2 separate regions of the Homo sapiens genome follow, and region 1 is linked to region 2. Evidence: read pairs that join two places in POLR2A ChIA-PET (ENCODE). Cell type or tissue: B cell. All regions are shown on one strand. Links, peaks and the distances in the headings refer to the core of each region. The heading gives the core; the rest is flanking DNA.

Evidence for each region. Peaks named below come from ENCODE experiments on the same cell type or tissue, not always from the same donor. Only the 100,000 strongest peaks of a DNase experiment are listed, where the experiment ranks them.
Region 1: POLR2A ChIA-PET joins it to region 2 with 11 read pairs; 2 of 35 experiments call an interaction of 5 or more read pairs at or near these places.

The regions. Positions count from the first base shown.
Region 1 is chr19:38,326,735-38,332,525 of GRCh38, forward strand. It overlaps KCNK6 (potassium two pore domain channel subfamily K member 6), which reads left to right. Exons shown (of 3, transcript NM_004823.3): 2 at 1-254; 3 at 446-5,342. The coding sequence ends at 669. Among named protein-coding and RNA genes, the nearest start is that of CATSPERG, 6.2 kb to the right of the region's middle. In B cell, for the core only: no CTCF peak of the experiment used is centred there; no DNase peak of the experiment used is centred there.
Region 2 is chr19:37,970,544-37,978,583 of GRCh38, forward strand. The region is part of intron 1 of SIPA1L3 (signal induced proliferation associated 1 like 3); the gene reads left to right. Among named protein-coding and RNA genes, the nearest start is that of SIPA1L3, 67 kb to the left of the region's middle. RefSeq lists a silencer at 3,492-3,551 and enhancers at 7,663-7,772, 7,813-7,922. In B cell, for the core only: a CTCF peak has its summit at 4,593; DNase peaks (open chromatin) are centred at 4,198, 4,668 and 5,708; H3K27ac peaks cover 3,671 bases.

The DNA of each region.
Region 1 (5,791 bases), core at 1-4,000, 350 kb after region 2:
TTGGCTGAGCATGCGTTGGGGCTGGGACCCCCGGCGGGCGGCCTGCTGGCACTTGGTGGCCCTGTTGGGGGTCGTAGTGACCGTCTGCTTTCTGGTGCCGGCTGTGATCTTTGCCCACCTCGAGGAGGCCTGGAGCTTCTTGGATGCCTTCTACTTCTGCTTTATCTCTCTGTCCACCATCGGCCTGGGCGACTACGTGCCCGGGGAGGCCCCTGGCCAGCCCTACCGGGCCCTCTACAAGGTGCTGGTCACAGGTGAGCTGGGTGGCTAGGGCAGGGCTTTGAGGAGGACCTAGCCCTGTCCCTGGGGGAGTTAAAGGCTCACAGTCCCACTCTGGGACTTCCAAAAGGGATCCAACCCCACCCTGCAGGGTCCAGTAGAACTGCGGCCCCGCCTGGAAAATCTGAGCCCCAGGATGACCAACGCCCCTTCTCCGCCTTTACAGTCTACCTCTTCCTGGGCCTGGTGGCCATGGTGCTGGTGCTGCAGACCTTCCGCCACGTGTCCGACCTCCACGGCCTCACGGAGCTCATCCTGCTGCCCCCTCCGTGCCCTGCCAGTTTCAATGCGGATGAGGACGATCGGGTGGACATCCTGGGCCCCCAGCCGGAGTCGCACCAGCAACTCTCTGCCAGCTCCCACACCGACTACGCTTCCATCCCCAGGTAGCTGGGGCAGCCTCTGCCAGGCTTGGGTGTGCCTGGCCTGGGACTGAGGGGTCCAGGCGACCAGAGCTGGCTGTACAGGAATGTCCACGAGCACAGCAGGTGATCTTGAGGCCTTGCCGTCCACCGTCTCTCCTTTGTTTCCCAGCATCTGGCTGGGATGTGAAGGGCAGCACTCCCTGTCCCCATGTCCCGGGCTCCACTGGGCACCAACATAACCTTGTTCTCTGTCCTTTCTCTCATCCTCTTTACACTGTGTCTCTCTGGCTCTCTGGCATTCTCGCTGCCTCTGTCTTTCCCTCTTGCTGTCTCTGTTTCTCATTCTCTTTCATGTTCCGTCTGTGTCTCTCAATTAACCACTCGTCAACTGCTGATTCTACTGGGCTGTGGGCTCAGACCTCATTTCAGGCACCAGATTGGTCGCTACACCCTGGACAAGTGACTGCCCGTCTCTGAGCCTTGATTTCCTCAGCTGCCAAATGGGAAGAATAGAAGAATTTGCCCCTAAACCCCTCCTGTGTGCTGGCCCTGTGCTAGACAGTGCTGGAGACATAGTTGGGGGTGGAGAACTGCCCTTATGGAGCTTGCAGTCCAGTGAGGTGGACAGACCTGTCCCCAGACAGTGATGGCCCAAAATGGTCAGGACTTTAATGGAGGAGGTGAGGTGTTGAAAGCACAGGCAGAGTGGTCAGGGCTGAAGTCGGAGAAGCATAGGGACTAGGCCCAATCCAGCCTGGAAAGTCAGGGAGGACTTCCTAGAGGAAGGGACATCGAACTAAGACCTGAACTATGAGAAATAGGCAGGAAGAAGTTGTACCTGACTCATTTTTCTCAGGTGTCTCCAGGGAGCAGGACCCATGGAGGGACCCCTGGTGTAGGCCTGGGCGATAGACTCTTCCTCAGCAGCCTGGCAGGCAGGAAACAGACATAGGACCCCAGCCCAGATCTGAATGGCATGGGAGGTGCTGCCCTTAACCATGACACCATTGTAAGAGCTGTCCACATTTGTATGTTGTGCCCTGGAATCAGCCTGGTTGAGCTCAAATCCCAACTTAGCCACGTCTGGCCTGTGTCCTTGGGCAGTCACACTACCTCTCTGATTTTGTTTCCTTATCTGTAAAATGGTGATCATCATAATACAACTTCAAAAGGATTTCAGGCTGAGTGTGGTGGCTCACGCCTATACACCCAGCACTTTGGAAGGCTGAGGAAGGAGGATCGCTTGAGGCCAGGAGTTTGAGACTAGCCTAGGCAACACAGTGAGGCCTTATCTCAACAACAACCACAAAATCTAAAAATTAGCTGGGTGTGGTGGTGCATGCCTGTGATCCTGGCTACTTCAGAGGCTGAGGTGGAAGGATCACTTGAGGCCAGGAGTTTGAGGCTGCAGTGAGTTATGATGGCACTGCTGCACTCCAGCCTGCGGGACAGAGTGAGACCCTGTCTGAAAGAAAGAGAGAAAGAAAGAAAGAAAGAGAGAGAAAGAAAGAAAGAAAGAAAGGGAAAGATGGAAGGAAGGAAGGAAAAAGAAAGAGAAAGAGAGAGAGAGAGAAAGAAAAAGAAAGAAAAGTAAGAAAGAAAAAAGAAAAAGAAAGAAAAGTAAGAAAGAAAAAAAGAAAAAGAAAGAAAGTAAGTCCTGGCTAACACGGTGAAACCCTGTCTCTACTAAAAATACAAAAAATTAGCCAGGCGAGGTGGCAGGCGCCTGTAGTCCCAGCTACTCGGGAGGCTGAGGCAGGAGAATGGCGTGAACCCCGGTGGGGGCGGAGCCTGCAATGAGCCGAGATCGCGCCACTGCATCCAACCTGGGTGACAGCAAGACTCCGTCTCAAAAAAAAAAAAGAAAGAAAGAAAAGAAAAGAAGGAAAGAAGCGGGGCACAGTGGCTCAGTCCTGTAATCCCAGCACCTTGGGAAGGCCAAGGTGGGAAGATCACTTGAGGCTAGGAGTTTGAGACAAGCCTGGCCAACATAGCAAGACCCCATCTCTACAAAAATAAAAATTTTAAAAAGGGCTGGGGCATTTGAGCTGGGTCCCAACAGTAGACAAGTAGAAAAGGCATGGAGAGGGCATACCAGGTGGGAGGAGCTGTGTGCAAAGGCCTGGAGATGGAAAAGCATGCTGGCCACCAGCTTCTGACAAGCAGTTTAGTATGAACGGTATGCAGGGAAAGAGGGAAGGAGGGCAGAGGGGTGCGCACGAGCACCCGTTAGTGTCCTTAAATGACCAGCATGGGAACCTGGTCTCTTTCCTGAGGGCCCTAGAGAGCCATGGAAGGGTTTAGAGTAGGAGTGGGTCATGGTTAGGTTTGGGTTTTAGGATGATCCCCCTAGTTGCTCTGGAGAGGTGGAGCAGAGCGGGTACTGAGGCTGGGTGCCTGTGGGAGGCTGAGGCAGGAATGAAGAGGGAGACGATGGGCCTGGGCTGAGCCATGGAAGGGAGGAGGGGTGAGTGCGGGCACACTCAGGAGCCAAGTGGACAGGCCATAGCCCCCACAGACTGGAGGGACGCGGCTAGGGAATGTCCCACAGAGTGGCCAGTTATCCCTGAGAGAAAGAGCAGGTTTTAGCGGAGACGCTGAGGCTGCTTTAGAATATGGTGGGTGTGTGGGGCAAAAGGGACACCCAGGGGTGTATCAAGAGGTCATAGGGGGCAGGCCAGGTGGCTCACGCCTGTAATCCCAGCACTTTGTGAGGCCGAGGCAGGTGGATCACCTGAGGTCAGGAGTTCAAGACCAGCCTGGCCAACATGGTGAAACCCCGTCTCTACTAAAAATACAAAAATTAGCTGGGTGTGGTGGCACATGCCTGTAGTCCCAGCTACTTGGGAGGCTGAGACAGAATTGCTTGAACCTGGGAGGTGGCGGCTGCAGTGGGCCGAGATCACACCACTGTACTCCAGCCTGGGCGAAACAGAGACTCTGTCTCAAAAAAAAAAAAAAAGTCATAGGGGCTGGGCATAGTGGCTCTCACCTATAATCCTAGCAAATCGTAGTACTTTGGGAGGCCGAGGCAGGAGGATTGCCTGAGCCCAGGGGTTCAAGACCAGCCTCAGCAACATAAAATACAAAAAATACAAAAATTAGCTGGGTTTGGTGGTGTGCACCTGTGGTCCCAGCTACTCAGGAGGCTGAAGTGGGAGGATCACTTGAGCCTGGGAGGTCAAGGCTGCAGTGAGCTGTGATTGCATCACTGTACTCCAGCTTGGGTGACAGAGCAAGACCCTGTCTCAAAAAAAAAAAAAGAAAAGAAAAAGAAAAAGAAAAAGAAAATATGTATATTGGATATACTATGTGCCAGGCACGATTCCAAGCCCCTGATACATTCTCTACATTTTACAGATGGGGGAAGGAGGTCCAGAGATGTTAAATACTTGCCCAAGGTCACACAGAAAGTGGAACACTGGGATTTGAACAAGGTTTTGGTTGGGCATCTTTTCCTATGGGAGCTCAGAAATATCTGTTGTCTAGCCCTTTCTCAGCCTCCCAACCTTCTCGGTTCCTTACCTATGTCACAGCTGACTTTGAGCTAAAGTCATCTCGGGGCAGCTAGGTGCCTATGTGAGCTGGCGTTCATTTCTCACTGTTTCTCCTTCCAAATACCTCCAGGAAGAAAAGCAAGTCCTTTTTGGTCCAAGACATTAAAAAAGCCAGGCTCAGCGGCTCATGCCTGTAATCCCAACACTTGGGGAGGCTGAGGCAGGAGGATCGCTTGAGCCCGGGAGCTGGAGACCAGCCTGGACATGTTAACATAGCAAGACCCCTCTACAGAAAATGTTAAAAATGAGCTGGGTGTGGTGGCGCACACCTGTAGTCCCAGTTACTCAGGAGGATGAGGCAGGAGGATCACTTGAGCCTAGGAGGTTGAGGCTGCAGTGAGCCATGATCACACTACTGGACTCCAGCCTGGGCCATAGAGCAAGACCCTGTCCTAGGAGAAAAAAAAGGGCCAGGCACAGTGGCTCACGCCTGTAATTCCAGTACTTTGGGAGGCCGAGGCGGGCGGATCACAAGGTCAGGAGATCAAGACCATCCTGGCTAACACAGTGAAACCCGTCTCTACTAAAAATACAAAAAAATTAGCTGGGTGCGGTGGCACGCACCTGTGATCCCAGCTACTCGGGAGGCTGAGGCAGGAGAATCACTTGAACCCAGGAGGTGGAGGTTGCAGTGAGCCGAGATCCCACCATTGCACTCCAGCCTGGGAGACAGAGCGAGACTCCGTCTCAGAAAAAAAAAAAAAAGAAAAAAGTGTGTGCTAAAAAATTCATCAGGTACTAAAGAGTGTACGGTGGAAAGTAAGTCTTTCTCCTACACTCAGATCATGGATGGATGTCTCAGGTCTTCCCAGGCACATTTGATGTTATGTACCAGCCATATGCATGTGTGTGTCATTTATTTTTCACTCTACACAAGTAGTACCTAATATGGTGAGGTTGTTATGATTACAGACTCTGGAGGCAAAGTTCCTGGGTATAAATCTGAACTCTGTCACTCCCAAGCTAAGTGGCTTTGGGCAAGTGATTTCACCTCCATGTGCCTCAGTTTGCTAGTCTGTACAATGGGATGGTAATAGCACCTACCTCATGGACTTGAGAAGTCAGCAACTTCATACCTCTAAAGCCCTTAGAGCTAGCAGTGTGTGGCACTCAATAAAATGTTGACTAATGATGATTCTCACTTCTGTACTATGCTTTTTCGTACCAATTATAAATATTAATATTTTAATGTCACCTTTCTTTTATTCATGTTTCTGTACCTTGCTTTTGTCACCAACACAGTGTAATTCAGAGATAATTTCAGAGACATACAATAGGTCTTTTTTTTTTTTTTTCTTTTTTGAGACTAAGCCTCGCTCTGTTGCCCAGGCTGGAGTGCAGTGGCACGATCTCAGCTCACTGCAACTTCCACCTCCTGGGTTCAAGCAATTCTCCTGCCTCAGCCTCCCGAGTAGCTGGGATTACAGGCACCTGCCACTATGCCCGGCTCATTTTTGTATTTTTAGTAGAGACAGGGTTTCACCATGTTGGCCAAGCTGGTCTCGAACTCCAGATCTCAAGTGATCCACCCGCCTCGGCCTCCCAAAGTGCTGGGATTACAGGTGTGAGCCACCACACCTGGCCACAATA
Region 2 (8,040 bases), core at 2,039-6,038:
ACTAAAGCCACAGTTCTTTCTTCGCACTAAAGCCATCCGTTCAGCTTCTGTGCAGAGGGAAGAGGTCCCTGAACTGGCATGACTGCAAAGGCGGTTGAACCCTCCTCTCCTGCAGGATGTGGAGGGCATGGAGGCTGTGCCGTGGATGGGTGGTGCATCTCAGAAGAGTTAGCTTCAGCAGTCATTGGGTAAAGCAAACATGCTAGAGAGTCACAACTACCTTCACGTTCTAAAGATGTCGGGTATTAGTGAGGTAGAGGTTTGGCTGCTGTAACAGACCCAGGATAGTAGTGGCTTAAATGCGAGGGCAGTTTATTTCCCTCCTGTGAAACAGTTTGAGAGTGAGCAGCCCAGGCCCCTGCCGTCTTGTTGCTCCCTGTTCCTGGGGTGTTGCTTTCATCTGCATGGTCCAGAATGATTCTCCATTATTGCCATGTGTGCAGCCTGGCCTGTGGTGGGGAGGATGTAAGAGGAGAGGTTATACCTCCTCTTTTTCAGGCAGTTGTGTTTTTTTTTGAGATATAATTTATGTGTGTTAAAATTTGCCCTTTTTTAAAAATTTATTCCTCCCCCACCTCCCATGCTTTTTTTTGTTTGTTTGTTTGTTTGTTTGTTTTTTGGAGAATGGGGTCTCACTCTGTTGCCCAGGCAGGTCTCAAACTCCTGGGTTCAAGTGATCCTCCTGTCTCTGCCTCCCTAAGTGCTGGGAGTGCAGGTGTGAGCCACTGCACCTGGCATATTTGCCCTTTTAAAACATTTGATGGTTTTCAGTGTATTTTCCAGGCTCTTTAATCATCATAACAATCTATTTGCAGAACATGATCACCACCTCAAAAAGAAACCCTGAACCCATTCCCGCTTCCCTGATTCTGCCCTGTGATTTTCCCATCCCTTCAGCCCCTGGCACCACTAATCTTTCTGTCTCTATGTATTTGCCTGTTCTGGACATTTCATGTAATTGGAATAATGCAGTATCCATTTCTGTCTGGCTTCTTTCACTGAGTGTCATGTTTTTTGTTTTTTGGGGTTTTTTTTTTGCAGAGACAGAGTCTTGCTCTGTTGCCCAGGCTGGAGTACAGTGGCGCGATCTCGGCTCACTGCTACTTCGCTTCCCAGGTTCAAGCAGTTCTCCTGCCTTAGCCTCCTGAGTACCTGGGATTACAGGCGTGTGACACCATGCCCAGCTAATTCCTTTTGTATTTTATTAGAGACGGGGTTTCATTGTGTTGCCCAGGTTGGTCTCGAACTCCTGAGCTCAGGCAATCCGCCCGCCTCAGCCTCCCAAAGTGCTGGGATTACAGGTGTGAGCCATCACGCCCGGCCTGAGTGTCATGTTTTTAAGGTTCACCCATGTTGTGCATGAATCAGTACTTCATTCCTTTTTGGGTTGGATAATATTCTGTTGTACAGATAGACCACATTTTGCTTATCCAGGCATCACCTGATGGACCTTTGGGTTGTTTCCACGTTTTAGCTATTATGAATAATGCTATAAACATTCATATATAAGTTTTTGTGTAAAGATATTTTTCAGTTCTCTTGGATATCTACATACTTAAGAGTGGAGTTACTAAGTCATGTGGTAACTATGTTTAGCTTTTTTAGGAATAAGGCAGAGATACCTAGTGTGTGTGTGTGTGTGTGTGTGTGTGTGTGTGTGTGTCATGGGCCCTTTGACATCTTTTTCTCTCAGTTGTGTTTTTAAGTTTATAAAATGTAGGATGACAAAGGAAACTAATTGTCTTAAAATGTAGTTTTTGAAATACGAAGATAAATTTGTGATATAGTGTGGCAAAATCCATTGGCAGATCTAACTACCATAATTCCAAAGTAACAAAGGGCATAAGTGCTATTTTGAGACGTTTGTAAGAACTGTGGGCTGGGTGTGGTGGCTCATGCCTGTAATCCCTGTGCTTTGAGAGGCTAAGGTGGGAGGATCACTTGAGGCCAGGAATTTGAGACCAGCTTGGGCAGCATACTGAAGCCCCATCTCTACAAAAAATTTAAAAACTTAGCCGGGCATGGTGGTGTGCACCTGTAGTCCCAGCTACTTGGGAGACTGAGGTGAGAGGATCCCTTGAGCCCAGGATTTTGAGGCTGCAGTGAGCTGTGATTGTGCCACTGCATTCCAGCCTGAGCAACATGGGGAGACCCTGCCTCAACAAAATAAACCAACAAAACTGCAATGTGATAATATACCTGTGGTTTCTGTTGGTGACAAATTTGTAAGCATGAAAACTATAGTTTGCCTATATTCCTAATTGAAGAAAATGCTGAATTTCTGTTAGAGATTAGTGAAAATAAAGAGGTAATTCTGCCCCCTTCCCCCCAAATTAGTGGAGCTCCTGAATTCTATCCTGCTTCAAAGAGCATGACCCAGAAGTTGCACACATTTCCTTCACTCCTTCCCTGTGATCCTGATTAGTTACATGGCGACAGCTAGCTGCAAGGGAGGCTGGGAAATGTAGTCCTCATTCAAGTCAATCAGGTGCCTGGCTAAAATATAGGGGTTCCGTTATTAAAGGAAAGGGGGGAGGATAGGTATTGGGGGACAAGAAGTCAATACTGTACTGCAGTACACACTGTGCAGCCACTTTCTCACCCAGGTCAGAACACGTGTTCTTCTCATAAGCACCTGCCAGAGGAGTTAGTTTGGCTTTGGGGACCATGGTGTATGAAAAAAAAGCGCATCTTTTTTTTTTTTTTTTTTTGAGATAGAGTATTGCTCTGTCACCCAGGCTGGAGTGCAGTGGCGCAATCTTGGCTCACTGCAACCTCCGCTTCCTGGGTTCAGGTGATTCTCCTGCCTCAGTCTCCCAAGTAGCTTGGGTTACAGGCATCTGCCACCATGCCCAGCTGATTTTTTATATTAGTAGAGACGGGGTTTCACCATATTGGCCAGGCTGGTCTCGAACTCCCGACCTCAGGTGATCCACCCACCTCGGTCTCCCAAAGTGCTGGGATTACAGGTGTGAGCCACTGTGCCTGGCCAAAAAAAAAAAAAAAAAAAAGCGGGAGGGGGGCGCATCTTGAAGCACTAAAACGCCTCTCAGCACTCTGAGAGTGCTGCTCGCATGACGAAGAACTGAGGCTGCCTGAGGGAGTAGCGTATGCCTGTCCCCCATCCCACACTCACACCAGAGCAAATGCTTAGGAAGTGGAATGCTGGGTATCTGTTCTGCTTAAATTATTTGTCCTTTAGTGAGGGGTAAGGGGATCCTAGTTGAAGTTATGAGAGGTAAACATTTGATACAACCTCTCTGTGCCTTTTTACTGTGCAGTAAGATGTGTGGTTTGGCTTCTCAGATGACTGGATGGTGATGCTATATTGGAACTCTTGATTCTATGTGTCAGACTCCACCCTCGATCACCCAAGGCAGAAGAGGGATTGATGTGTTGGCCTGGAGTCCCAGGAAGATCAGCAACAGAGAGTGGGCAGCTCAGGCCTCCGGCAGCAAATTAACAGGACATGGGCAGCCCAGAGGCAAAGTGACTTCCCCATTGTCCTGGTTGTAAAGGCTGAAGGGTCATGATGCTGATCTAACATTGGTAACAGCTGGACTTTATTGAGCACTTCCTGGGTGCCTGGCAGTATTTGTTTTCATCAACCTTATGAGATGGGTCCTGCCATACCCCACTTTCCTGATGTGTAGGGACTCATCGACCTCCTCAAGATCATATAGTTACTTATTTGTGGCTGGGCATGATGGCTTGCACCTGTAATCCCAACACTTTGGGAGGCCGAGGCAGGAGGATTGCTTGAGCCAGGAGTTCAAGGTCAGCCTAGGCAACATGGTGAGATCCCATCTCTACAAAAAAATTAGCCAGGTACAGTGGTACGTGCCTATAGTCCCAGCTACTCAGGAGGCTGAGGTGGGAGGATCACTTGAGCCTGGGAGGTTGAGGCTGCAACAGCAAGTCATGATTGTGCCACTACACTCCAGCCTGAACAAGAGTGAGACCGTGTCTCAAAAAAAAAAAAAAAAGTATTGATTCATGGCAGAGGTGGGGTTTGAACAGAGAGTCTGGTTCTAGCCGGTACTGTCATGAGGGCAGAGGGTGAGATGCAGGAGCAGAAGGCTTGACAGCCTGGACAGAGGAGTTTGTGTTTTCCTTCATGCTTTCATTTCGTGAATCTTTGTTACTGATGATGACTTTTGAGTTGACGTGATTGTGCCATCCCAGCCTCCCCTCCCTCTGTTCTAACACCCAGTGGTACATCCCCTTCCCCAACAGCACCATCAGACACACAGGTGGCTCTTGTGGAATCTCTCCATTCCCCATTATTCTAGGCCAGCCCTTCTCCCTTATCCTAGTTTTAAACATGAATTTATAAAGGGTAGTTAATTTGTGGCCAGGTGTGGTGGCTCACGCCTTTAATCCCAGCACTTTGGGAGGCTGAGGCGGGCAGATCACGAGGTCAGGAGATCAAGACCATCCTGGCTAACATGGTGAAACCCCACCTCTACAAAAAATGCAAAAAAAAGTAGTTAATTTGTTACTCAGCAAATCTCTACGGTGCCTACCAGACTCCAGATCTGGGCTGCTGGACACAGGAACATCGTTAAGCAAATCCCGGCCGTCGTGGAACTGACAGCCTGGAGGGGACGCAAGAGACTTGGGCATTCAACAGATAACTTCAGAGTCCCAACTGCAGCTGTGATACATACCAAACAGGAAACAGAGAGAGAGCGAGGAGAGCATATTAATGTGCGGAACCCAGGGCCTGACCCGGGGACCAGGAAGGAGGATGGCAAGGAGGGCTTCCCGAGGAGGCACCGTGTAGGCCGAGCCTAGAGCTGAATGGTGGCAGAGAGGGAACAGAGCACTTCCAGGGGGAACTGGAAAGCCCTAGACACATCACCCCAGTCCTCACTCCCACTGAACTCTGAGGAGACGGCTGCAAGTCGAGGCTCCCCACCCACCAGCACGTCACAGTGTGTCCAGGCTCAGGGTCCCCATCTGTAAGATGGGAGTGATATTGGTCATGGTGCCCATTTCATTGGTGGATGTCACTGGTGGATTAAATGAGTTACTATATGTAAAACTTTAGAACAGCTCCTGGCCTGTGGCAAGGGCTCTATAGGTTTAATTAGTCATTAAAATTAAAATTTGTATGTTGTAGGTCTAAAGATGGCTAATAAAAAATCACCCCACCCAGGCCAGAATCCAAGTTAGAGGACTGCTTGACAGGGACTGCCAGACACAGACTTGGTTGTGGGAGTCAGGGGTGCAGCCTCTGGCTACCACCCCCAGGAGGCATTCAGAAATGGGGGGTTGGCCGGGCGCAGTGGCTCACGCCTGTAATCCCAGCACTTTGGGTGGCCGAGGCGGGTAGATCACTTGAGGTCAGGAGTTCAAGACCAGCCTGGCCAACATGGTGAAACCCCATCTCTACTAAAAATAGAAAAATTAGTCATGCGTGGTGGCGGGCGCCAGTAATCTCAGCTACTTGGGAGGCTGAGGCACGAGAATCACTCGAACCCAGGAGGTGGAAATTGCAGTGAGCTGAGATTGCACCAGTGCACTCCTGCCTGGGTGACAGAGCAAGGCTCTGTCTTAAAAAAAAAAAAAAGAAAGAAAAGAAATGGGGAGTTGGTCTCACAATGAGTGGTGGGGGCCAGGGATGCTGACTGACCTATGCACAGGAGTGTTCCACCAAACATGCCCACGGCGCCCCAGGGGAGGGTTGTCCTGGAGGGGATTTCCTTGGGTCTTCGTCTTGTTGTACGTCTCTTATTGGGTTTCTCTCCCTGGGGTGGAAAGATGGCTGCTCTTGGAGATGCAGGCTGCCCCTGAATGCCCTGATCACTGACTCCAACTTGTAAAATATTTGTAAGATGCCCCCGCACTGCAGCACTGGGAAGCAGTGCCGGCCAGTCTGGCAGAAAGTGTGAAACCCAGTAAGTGATCTGCTTTATCAATCCAGGTTCTTGGGTTGCAAGCAACAGAAATCAACTCAGGCACCCTGAGGCCCTAAAAGGGTCGAGCAGCTCTGGGGTGTCTCTCAGTGGATATTCTTGGGCACTTTTTTAGGGCCCTGCATTGAAGAGCTTAGACACTGCAGCCCGCCTCCTGGGTGAGAATCCCAACCTCACTCCTTATTCATAAGCATCTCAAGCTTTCTGTGCATCAGTTTGTCGGCTATAAGATGGGAATGAGAACCGGAGGGTTGCTTTGAGGATTCAGTAAGTTGATATTTGAGACGTGTTTAGAACAGTGTGTAGTGTAGAGTATGTGGCTAGATATATACTAGCTGCTATTATTTTTATTAAGTGCTGTGGTTATTACTATTAGTATTATTTTTTTGAGATGGGGTCTCACTCTGTCACCTAGGCTAGAGTTCAGTGGCACAAACACAGCTCACTGCAGCCTCAACCTCTTGGGTTCAGGTGATCCTCCCATCTCAGCCGCCTGAGTAGCTGGGACTATAGGCATGTGCCACCATCCCCGGCTAATTTTTTGTATGTTTTTATAGAGACAGGGTCTTGCCATGTTACCCAGGCTGGTCTTGAACTCCTGGGCTCAAGCAGTCCACCCACCTGAGCCTTCCAAAATGCTGGGAGTACAGGCATGAGCCACCTCACCCACCTAGCCTACCATTATTATTTTTATTTTATTAAAAAAAATTTTTTTTATGAGATGGAGGCTTGCTCTGTCGCCCAGGCTGGAGTGCAGTGGTGTGGTCTTGGCACACTGCAACCTCCACCTCCTGGGTTCAGGCGATTCTTCTGCCTCAGCCTCCCAAGTAGCTGGGACTACAGGCACGCACCACCATGCCCGGCTAATTTTTGTGGTTTTAGCAGAGACAGGGTTTTGCCATGTTAGCCAGGCTGGTCTTGAACTCCTGACCTCAGGTGATCCTGAGGTCCTGCCTTGGCCTCCCAAAGTGCTGGGATTACAGGCATGGGCCACTTCACCCGGCCTCATTATTATTTTTATTGGCAGCTTGAAATTGAAATCCCTGAGCAAGAGGAAGCCATTGGCCCAGTTTGGATCAGGTGGGTGGGCAGGTCCCATGATTGGCAGTCCCCTCCACGCCCCCCCCCACAGAAGTAGGAGGAACGAGGGAGAAACAGTTGTCCCCAGGAAAAGTGGGCTGCTGTCACCAGAAGTTGGGGCAGAGACTCCAGGCTCCAGGCAGGTCCAGAGCGCCCGTGTCCTCCATGCTCAGTAACTGGACTCAACAAATGTTGGTTACTTCCCTGCTTTGTGCCATGGCCTCTGCTGAGCACAGAAGACACAGAAGGGACAGTGATTTGCACGGTCTCCTCCTCACAGGTCCTGTAGTCCAGAAATTGAGGGTCCTGGTTAAAACTAAATGCCTAGAACAGTGCCTGGCCTTTAGGAGGTCCTTCGTAAATGTTTCCTCAATGAATAAACACACAGGGAAGTGCAAGAGTTTTATGGAACACACAACAAAAGCATCCCACTAGTTATTTTAAAGAAATCCATGTTTGTACCTTTAGTCTCCAGGATGAGGTTCAGAGGGGTGTCCATGCACACAGTAGGTGTTTAATAAATGGGGACTAAATTATCTAATAGGTGCATGGTCCTGCAGCCTGTCCGGTGTGACAGTTGAGGGCAGACCCAGAGTTGGGGAGCTGGCTGCCTTCTCTGTTGAACAGGATGTGCAGACGTGGCTCCAGGATGCATCTCTGTGGAATGCAGTCGCTAATACAAATGAGCTTCCTCACGTCACAAGGCATCTATTATGTGGACAGTTGGGCGATGGGCCGTGGGACTGGGCGGGCTCTCTAGGGGAGTTTCAGAGCCACAGTTATGTTTAGGGCCTTCCTTTGGAGAGGGACTTTTCCCCATGAATGACTCTTAATAACAAAGATAATAATAGCCACCACTTTCCAGGTGCCTGAGCTGTGCAAAGGGATTAACCCATGGACTCCTCACAATGGCCCATGAAGCCAGTATATGATCCCCATTGTGCTGAGGCTCAGAGAGGGAAAATAACTTGCCTGTTGTGTGCACAGCAAGTGAGAAATTGAGGTGGGATTCTGGCCATGGTCTCTTGCTCCAAAGCTT